Regions from separate parts of the Mus musculus genome. Here region 2 is linked to region 1. Evidence: chromatin loops called from intact Hi-C (ENCODE). Cell type or tissue: left cerebral cortex. All regions are shown on one strand. Each heading gives the region's core, and the rest is flanking DNA. Links, peaks and the distances in the headings are about the cores only. Region 1 has its middle 68 kb from the start of C330024D21Rik. Region 2 overlaps Atp8a1 (ATPase, aminophospholipid transporter (APLT), class I, type 8A, member 1).

Region 1 (4,398 bases), core at 294-4,293:
GGAGCAGCGGAGTGCTGTGTGCAAATGGGATAAATGGGAATAATGGACTAATAGATGCATCGGAGGAAAACAAATGGGTTTCCTGACATCAAGAAACAGCAGCTTTGGGGGATCCTGTAATTAGCTCCTAATTGGCTGGATGAGACAGTGTTGCTGAAGATGTATGAAGTCAAAGACGAAGTATCATTTTAAAACGAGGCAAGTTTGGTGGGATGAACAAGGCAATGAAGGTGGGTTGGACGTTGCATCTTAGGACTCTGCCCAGCAGATGGCAGGAGTGTTGTTTAAAGCCTTTGCATAGAGGCCACCCTCCTAAAGTCGCCTTTGAGTTATTTGAATGAATGAATCTGGCCAAGCAGGCTCTCCATGGCCCTCTTTCAGAGAAGAGCAATGATTGGTGTGTAGTGAGACTGCCCCGGATAACCCATCAGGTCCCCAAATTTTGTTTCTTTCTCTCTCCCTGTCTATTTCTCAAGTCTCTTTTGGGAGGTATGAGGTTCTTGAGACAATGTCATCTCCCCTGTCCCCCATTCCCGCGTGTTTCCCCTTTCCGGGGGAACAGTGGCCCTGTAGCTCTAAGCTCTATTTCTCCTGCTATCCTGAAGCACTTAACAGACTGAGCAAGGGAAAGAGAAGGTGCCCACTCAAATTTAAAGTTTAACTTTCTTCACAGTCTTAATCAATAGGTGTATTCTTTAGCATATATCTATCCTACATCTAGATGTAGAGTCGAACTAGTTTTGCAACAGTGCCGCCGGCATCTTTCTCTGTCCACACGTCCTGGGGTTCCTGCCATGTCCATGAATTCGTGCACCACTTGACTTCCGGGTCATCACACAGATTCACGGTGTCAGGAAAGACTTGTTACCAGCACTTTAAAGAAGTCTCAGTGGAGCAGAGCCTAGTGACTCTGGGCAGAATTACAGCATCTCAGAGCAGCACATTTGGCCGCAGGGGAGCGCGAAATGAAGGAGTCAGTCGCCAGGGGATGGAAAGGGCGTCCCACTGGGACTAAGTAGATAACACAGTTGAAGATTGATGTAAACGTGAGTTCTTAATGGCCACTCCCAGCTCAGAGGTAAAGTCCAACACCACAGCCTGCCACTCCTGGCCCCATCTAGCCTTGCAGAACTGAGGACATGTTTTCGCCCCCTGGTGGAACAGGGGACTCACTACAGGGATTAAATTACAGGAAATAAAGTTTGTGTGTTTGTGGATGCAGATCTCTTCTGCCAAATTGCATTGAACATGGCTCCTGCCTGGACCCCAGCGGTGCTCACTCTGCCAGGAATATGCAGCATTGTCAGATCTAGATTCCGCGTATAATTTTAAAAAGTCCACCGTTCAGACCCATTTGATTTGATTGTTATGCTTTCCCCTCATTTCCATTCAACTTAATGAGCTTTTTATCTGTACTGTTTTAAGGCAGATCACTAAGAACCTTCCCTTTAAATATTTCAGTATGTTTTAAAAAGGCACTGTTAAGTAAAAATATTTTTAAGTGAAGATGTGGTGGCGTTCAGATAAAGGTTTACCACACACTAAACCACTGAACACTAGAACTCATTTACTCCTTTCATTATTATTTTCCTTTTTGGTGGTGTTGTGCCTTCCTCATGCCAGGCAAGCACAGACAATCGTATCTGTCATACGGATCTGTCTTCCGTTTTGGGTGAAATTGACACCAACTCTTCAGCACCACATTCAGCACCAAACACAAATTCAAATCGTAATTATTTGTGGTGCTGATGATGGACGTCTGAACTAGGTACGAGAGAGGCAAGCAGTATAGCCCTGAGCAGTACTCTCGGCACAAAGGACACTTATATCCGGATTTTCCAGACTGCCCCTCATTGTACAAACGAATGATGTAAAAAAAACATATATATATTTTTTTCTCACCCTTTACTTAAAACACAGGACTTGGGCTGAAGAGATGGCTCAGTGGTTAGGAGCACTGACCCAGGCTCAATTCCCGGCGCCCACATGGCAGTTCACAATTGTCTGTAACTCCTGCTCCAGGGCATCTGACACCCTCATGCATGCAGGAAAACCACCAGTCTCCTCCTCCTCCTCCTCCTCCTCCTCCTCCTCCTCCTCCTCCTCCTTCTTCGGACCCCTGAGGATGGGGAGAGGGGTCTAAATTGCTGTAGCCCTGAGAAGAATAGACTGACCTTTGGCTGTGGTCAGACAACTTCAGGGTAAGGGTAATGAGGCCATATATTCATCTTCCCAGAAAAAAAAAAAATCTTACCCATCTTACCATTATGGACCAGAGGCCTTTTCCTGGCCAACTTCCAAGCATTTTCTCAACGGCTAATGCTCACTAATCCTCAGCCTGACATTATCTTCGTTTTAGCAGCATATCTGGCTTTCGATCTGAATTATAAGCCACATGCAATAAAAGGGAACTGGAAATGATTCAAAGCTTTGCCAGGTATTCTGAGAAGCCCAGCTCATCTGTACGCAGGCGCAATACAGGCAAACTTCCGCTAGAGGGCGGCCTCAGACTGCATGATACCCTGCAGTTCTCCGGAACAAGTGGAGACTGCAGAGGTGCAAACCTCAGCCGACAGAGCAGCATGAATGTGGACGCATGCTCCCCCCCCCCCCCCGCTAGCAAATAATATCTATTTGTTGTTGTTTTGTCCCCCCACTTCCGGATTGGCTTCAATGAAAATCTGGCACATGTGGTAAAGAGAAATATGGAAGATTTCCTTTCGTTTCCTTTGCGAGTGAGCAGTGAACCCTCACTTACCTCTTAGGGAATTTGCAGTGTTGTATTTATAATTATCAAGAGAGGGAGGGAAATTAAAAACTTCGACTGCTTAGCTCTTCCGCAGTTGGTCTGTGGGCCCGAGGGACACTCCAGGAACTCCGTGTTCTGGCTTAGCTCCGTGGAAACCCTCAGGAATGGCCATTTGACCTCTCGCTGGGCCACCGGAGGAAATCAGCTTTGGTTAGATCAGATGAGACATAATTGGCTTTGGACTCGTTAGCGCACACTCCAGGCGAGCATTCCTTGCTGTTTTGAAAGGCCTGTGTTTTACTTGGATCAGCTCAGTGTACAGGGGAGTCAGTCACAGCTTGGGTGGCTGGGTGGATTAGCATTTTGTTTCCCAAGATCTGCTCTGCTTCTGGGTCTCCCCAGTTGACACGGTGCCGGGCTCAACCCCCAACTCCCGGCCTGAGGTCAGAGAGAGGGATATGTCTGTTGGCCTGCAAGGGTGGTTTGTAAAGAATATGGGGTCTGGGTGAGTTGAGAGGTGTTCAGGCCTTAGGTTCTGGAACCATGAATTTGCATTTGCTGGATCGAGAAGAATGCAAAAGTGAATAGATTTCAGCATCGGGAGTGGTGTAACTTTGTCCTCTGCCTCTAAGTCATGGCCCTGCCCAATCACTTTCCAATAATCAGAGTGATCCTTTTAAAACGTACCTCAGCTACAAAGTTTGAAGAGAGCTGGGGGTGGGGTGGGGTATGGAAGAAGCCGGAGAGAGAGAGGAGGGTACGGGAGAAGTTGGCGTGGGAAGAGTAGAGATGGATGCGATCAGTATACGTTGTATTCGTATTCATTCCTGACCTGCTCCTGAAGCATACTGAGTCTTTATATGGTGGCGCCCTGCCTCACGTGTAAGCAAAAAGTTCAGCTTCATACTGTCGGTGGTGGACCTTAGTATCATTTTGGAAGCCATTTATAATAAGGTGGGTTGGGTGTTTACTGCAAGAGAACGCAGTGAGCTTTATTGGGATTTCAAAGAGCAGTTTACTTGGTTTGAGTTCTACACCTAGAGCTTACAAAGGATGCTTCCGAGAGGCTCCGACGATTTTGGTAAAGCAAAGGGCCTTGACCTCTGTCCGTCTGTCTATCTATCATCTATCTATCTATCTATCTATCTATCTATCTATCTATCTATCTATCTATCTATCTAGAATGACTTTATTTTTCTAGAGGTCTCCTGTGTAGGCAAAGTGATTGAATGATAGATCTATCTATCTATCTATCTATCTATCTATCTATCTATCTATCTATCATCTATCTATCTATCTATCTATCTATCTATCTATCTATCTATCTATCTATCATCTACCTATCATCTTTTCTCAACATCTCAATCACTGGTAAAGGAGAATATATAGTAATCTGAAAATCAGTTACGAAGAGAAGCAATGACTGCAGAGACCTGCAGGCGGAGCTACTCAGCAGTCTGACTCCCTAGGAAATTGGTTCTTTGGGGGGTTTTGTTTCTCTTTCTGCAGCTGTTTCTTTTCTCTCCAGGTCCTTCTGCTTTCTGGGCAATGTCCAGTAGCCTTCTCTCACGGTGATTCTGATGTTGCCTGTGACTTCTACTTACTTTGTGGAATCACCATCGGCCACGGTCTGGCTCTGCCCAGTAACG
Region 2 (4,398 bases), core at 313-4,312, 130 kb after region 1:
TTTCCTTAGGATACATACTTAAAGTAGAATTACTCTATTAAATATGTTTTTTTTTTACAGTTCTTGATAATTACTGCCATCAGAATGTTAAGTTTGAATTTGTATGTTGGCATATTTTAAACTTACAGACTTATTTTTAGTTAGGTGTAGGTGTGGGTGCACATGTGGGTATGTGCATTTGAGTGCAAATGCCCGAGGAGACCAGGCGTGTAGAACTCCTGGAGGTATGGTTACAGATGCTTGTGTGCTGAACTTAATTTTTTATGCTTGTATAAAAATCAAATCTTTAATTAGTAGAACATAATGTTTTCATATGTTTGTAATTCTCTTTGAAAGAGAAATCTTAACTTAGAAAACAAAATTTAGGAGTAATTTTATTCAAAATATTTGAAACATATAAAATTAAAATGATTGCTGACAATACCTTAAAAAAGAATGCATTTTAAAAAGCCAACTTAAATATAATTAAAATTCAAGTGGACTTAGTAAAGTACAGCCTTGCCTAGCAAGAAGATTATACATACATAGCACAGAGTACCAGCAGACTTGAGGGAAGAACACAGCACACAGTACCAGCAGACATGAGGGAAGAACATAGCACACAGTACCAGCAGACATGAGGGAAGAACACAGCACACAGTACCGGCAGACATGAGGGAAGAAGTTCTTGTCTCATGGCTCCAGAGAGTACTTCAGAGACACAGGTACTTTGCAACACTTCATGTCTCCTTTAACCTCATTACTGAAACATGAACCCCTACAAATTTGCCATTCATCAGTATGAACCCAGGCTAGCTTCCCCGAACAGTTTCTGTACTGGCCTGCTTTATTGTTATAGCAGAAGGGAACGGCAGAGCATATGGAAGAGTGAATGTCTACACATTAGTCTAATGGACACACTTTGGCTCACAGGGAGTAATTCATTGTAAATGCATTGTCAAAGCATCGGTGCTGTATAAGTTTGTGTTAATAAATTGTGTATGGTCAATAATTACAGAGGTGAGTGGCCCTTTAGCTTGTTTGGGTGAAACATTCTCTTGTTAATTTAAGAACAAGATTAGACTTTAGGGACTCTCCTTTGAGGCAATGAGCATAGATGGAAAGTCTCAAACACAAAATAACTCTCTGATAAGCCAGCAAGTTTGTATTCAAAGAGTACTTTAAAATATGTAAGTGGACTGTGTTATAACAGACAGCTTTGACATGGGCATTAACACGCTTTTACCACCTTACTGTCTGACTGAAAGGTATGTGACATGGTGCTTAGAAATATGTCCTTTGAATTTCAAAACGTTCATCTTGTTGCTTTTTTTTCTTTTTTTTTCTTTTTAAAGACAATGGACTGGAAGGCCTACATGAAGAAAGAGAACATATACAGAACATCTTCATGTACATATTTTGGTATTCACATTTTCTTTCTAGACTTGTTTTGTTTTGAGAAGCAGAGAAAAGATAAAATCGTTGCTAGGAAGTAGTCTACTAAGTTCAGGTTAGTCTGAGATTTGCATCCTGAGCCGTATCTTAGAAACACATCCCTAAGTAAGACAGACCCTGAATTAGCATAAGCACATAGATTCCCTCTCTTCTCTCCACCAAAGTCACTGATGAAGAAAGCAAGCACCAGGCCTTCTGGGGGCGGTGCCCAGATTATTAAACTGCCCAGGGAGTTGACTTCCCAGCATAGCTTCCTGGGAAAGTACCACCTTATTGACTTTAATGACTTTCTGGAAAGGGGAACCGCTACATTGTTTTAGGGTCTAAGACAATGTAGATGCTACCAATCATCTTAAGGAAAGGCTCTTCTCTGTTAGAAAGGAATCAGAGGATTTAGAAGGAGCTAACAATTTAAGTGAACACCTACAGCCACTGCCAGGAAGCCACCCCAAGGACCTTTGCTATCACCACCTGTTGAACCTGTGTGTGTGGCTGGCTGCAATTCACAGCAGTGAAGGGGCTAGCAATACCATGACAGAAAAGCATTTTTTCCCTGACAATCTATTGCACCCTTTGGGTTTAAGACTGCTTTTTACGAATTCTTTTCCAACCCCTCCTCCCCTCAGCCCCCATGTCCCTGCATAGGCGGTTCAGCTAAAGCCTTACAGACATTTTCCTGATGGAGCACTTCTGCATATTAAAAGCAGCAGCTTGCAAAGAGTCAATGCGGTCCTGGCTCCCACGCCTGATCAGCACAAAAACAGAAAAGGAGAGATTCGAGACTGGCAAGTTGTCCTCGCTGGAGACAGTCAATGGTGTGTTTTCTGCCTATTCATTCTCAGTATTGACATGAACCATTAACATCTGCAGAACTTGTTTTAGCTGGCAGAAGTTGGGTAGTGGGGGGTGGGGGTGGGCGGGCGGATTTGATTTAAAAGTCCAGTCCATTTCCAAGACAGTTGAATTATATTCAAAATACATTTCCAAAAAGTGCTAACAGAAAAATAAATATGAGGTTTCCAGTAAAGTTTCTCTCTCACTTCCTTTTTAACCCATTAAGAATGTGATCGGTGTTAAATAGCTCATGAAGAGGCTTTAAATTCAAAGCTGAGTCAAATTTAGGGCAAGGTAACTACAAACCACACAGTTCTGGGTTAGAAACAGAATGTTTAGACTTCATTTTCACATAAGCAAAACATTTTTATGTTCTTCATTAGTAGATAAGTTTTCAGTATACTGTTGTCAATCTAGATGTTAAAAAACTGTCAATTAGTCTATACTTAAAGTATGAACTTATTTCATGAAAATTATACTTCATATGCATCTTTGTTTAAAAGTTTATGTAAATAGAGTATCACACTCTCAATAATTGAAGTGAGAACATAAAACTAGGAAAGTTAGATATATAGAGGGGATGGCAATAAAAGTAATTCTTACAGGGAAGAAGCACAAGTTTGCATGGTAACCTAACTATAGATGCCGAGTGACTCGTAAAGACACATATACCTCAAATTTAAGTTTTAACATCCTAATCTAACTCATAATTAGAACTCTGACAGAGGCAACTGAGCCAGATGCCTAGCAGTTTCCAACTGCAGATGTGGAGTCAAATACCCGTGGTGTGATATGTGGATTCATAAAGAAGTGGGTAGGCCATGTCCTGATTGATGCATAGGAAAGTCCTCAGAATAGAGAGGGAAGTGGCAAAGACAGTCACACAGTAAGGGAGCTCTCAGCAAATTTGTGAGGATGTGGGTCCTAGACAGGGTTGAAGATAGTTCTCATAACAAATTATGCGCATCTCTCAGAGATATTCAGAGGAATGTGAAACCAATAATATCTAGAGGAGGCTCATTATTATGATACAGTTTCCGATAACCCAGGCATGAGCCAGGCATTAAACAATATAAGACTGTATAGGGAACAGAGGAAGCCCTGACCTGTACAATACTGAGTGCATATGTGCTGCTGGTGGAATGGGTGTGTTCATATCACTACTCTGTATCCTGGGAGAAAATGTCAAAGCCTCACTCAGGGCACCAAGTGCTGAGAGTTGACAATGTAGTCTGAAAATGTCCACCGTAGCTTTCTCTGCCCATATATTTACAGTCTGAATATTGTTCCCCTATAGAGACCACCCAACAGAGAGTAGCTATATCTGTCCCTTTATCCAGCAGCACACCATAAACTCTGCCTCCCTGTTTATCTATATGGAATACCCCTGTCTCCTTTTTTAGCTATATGCAGTCACCTTGCCTCAATGCTCATCTCTGTATAGAAAGCACACTGAGCTATGGTTTCTCCAGCAGAGAGTCCAGACTACCCAGCTCCAGCCTTCTATGTATTTGCCTTTTCTTCATTTCCTTGTCACCTCCAGTCAGGTCCAAGTCCCTGGAGCTATTCAAAGACTTGACAAAAAGAGCCCTTGAGATGGCTCAGGAGGTGAAGGTTCTTGCTGACAAGTCTGAAGACCCGAGTTCCATCCCTGGAACCCATTGTAGACCTGGAAAGAATAGACTTCTGCAAGTGGGCCCCTGACTTTTCCTCTGAAGTTTGTACATGTCTACTTACACACGATAACGAATGTCGACAAATAACAAATAAGTAAGCGGACAACCCTTTCTTGTTCACTTATCCACCAACACTGTGCTGCCACCGTGTTCAGCAGGCCACAGCGCATTAGAGAACTTGATATATCTTAGTTCAAAACTGAGATGTGTTGAAGGCAAAATACCTGATTTCAAACACTGGGCATGGAGGAAAGAATGTAGAATGTATACACAACTACAAAAACATAATATTTTTTATATGGTGAATATGGTAATATTGTTAATATGTTGAGTTAAAATATGATATTGAAATCGATCTGGGTTTTTGTTGTGGCATCTTGCTAATGTAGTACCTAGGAAATTTAAAGTTACAGACATGGATTCCAATGTGTCCTTCTGGCCAGTTCCCGGGGTA

Evidence for each region. Peaks named below come from ENCODE experiments on the same cell type or tissue, not always from the same donor. Only the 100,000 strongest peaks of a DNase experiment are listed, where the experiment ranks them.
Region 2: a loop joins it to region 1, with 2.6 times the contacts of the local background. A loop is called at or near these places in 2 of 42 quality-filtered maps.

The regions. Positions count from the first base shown.
Region 1 is chr5:67,530,049-67,534,446 of GRCm38, forward strand. No RefSeq gene overlaps it. Among named protein-coding and RNA genes, the nearest start is that of C330024D21Rik, 68 kb to the left of the region's middle. In left cerebral cortex, for the core only: CTCF peaks have their summits at 1,159 (motif pointing left), 2,489 (motif pointing right) and 4,211; DNase peaks (open chromatin) are centred at 1,156, 2,501 and 2,966; H3K4me3 peaks cover 490 bases.
Region 2 is chr5:67,660,776-67,665,173 of GRCm38, forward strand. The region is part of intron 27 of Atp8a1 (ATPase, aminophospholipid transporter (APLT), class I, type 8A, member 1); the gene reads right to left. Among named protein-coding and RNA genes, the nearest start is that of Gm15478, 23 kb to the left of the region's middle. In left cerebral cortex, for the core only: no CTCF peak of the experiment used is centred there; a DNase peak (open chromatin) is centred at 2,142.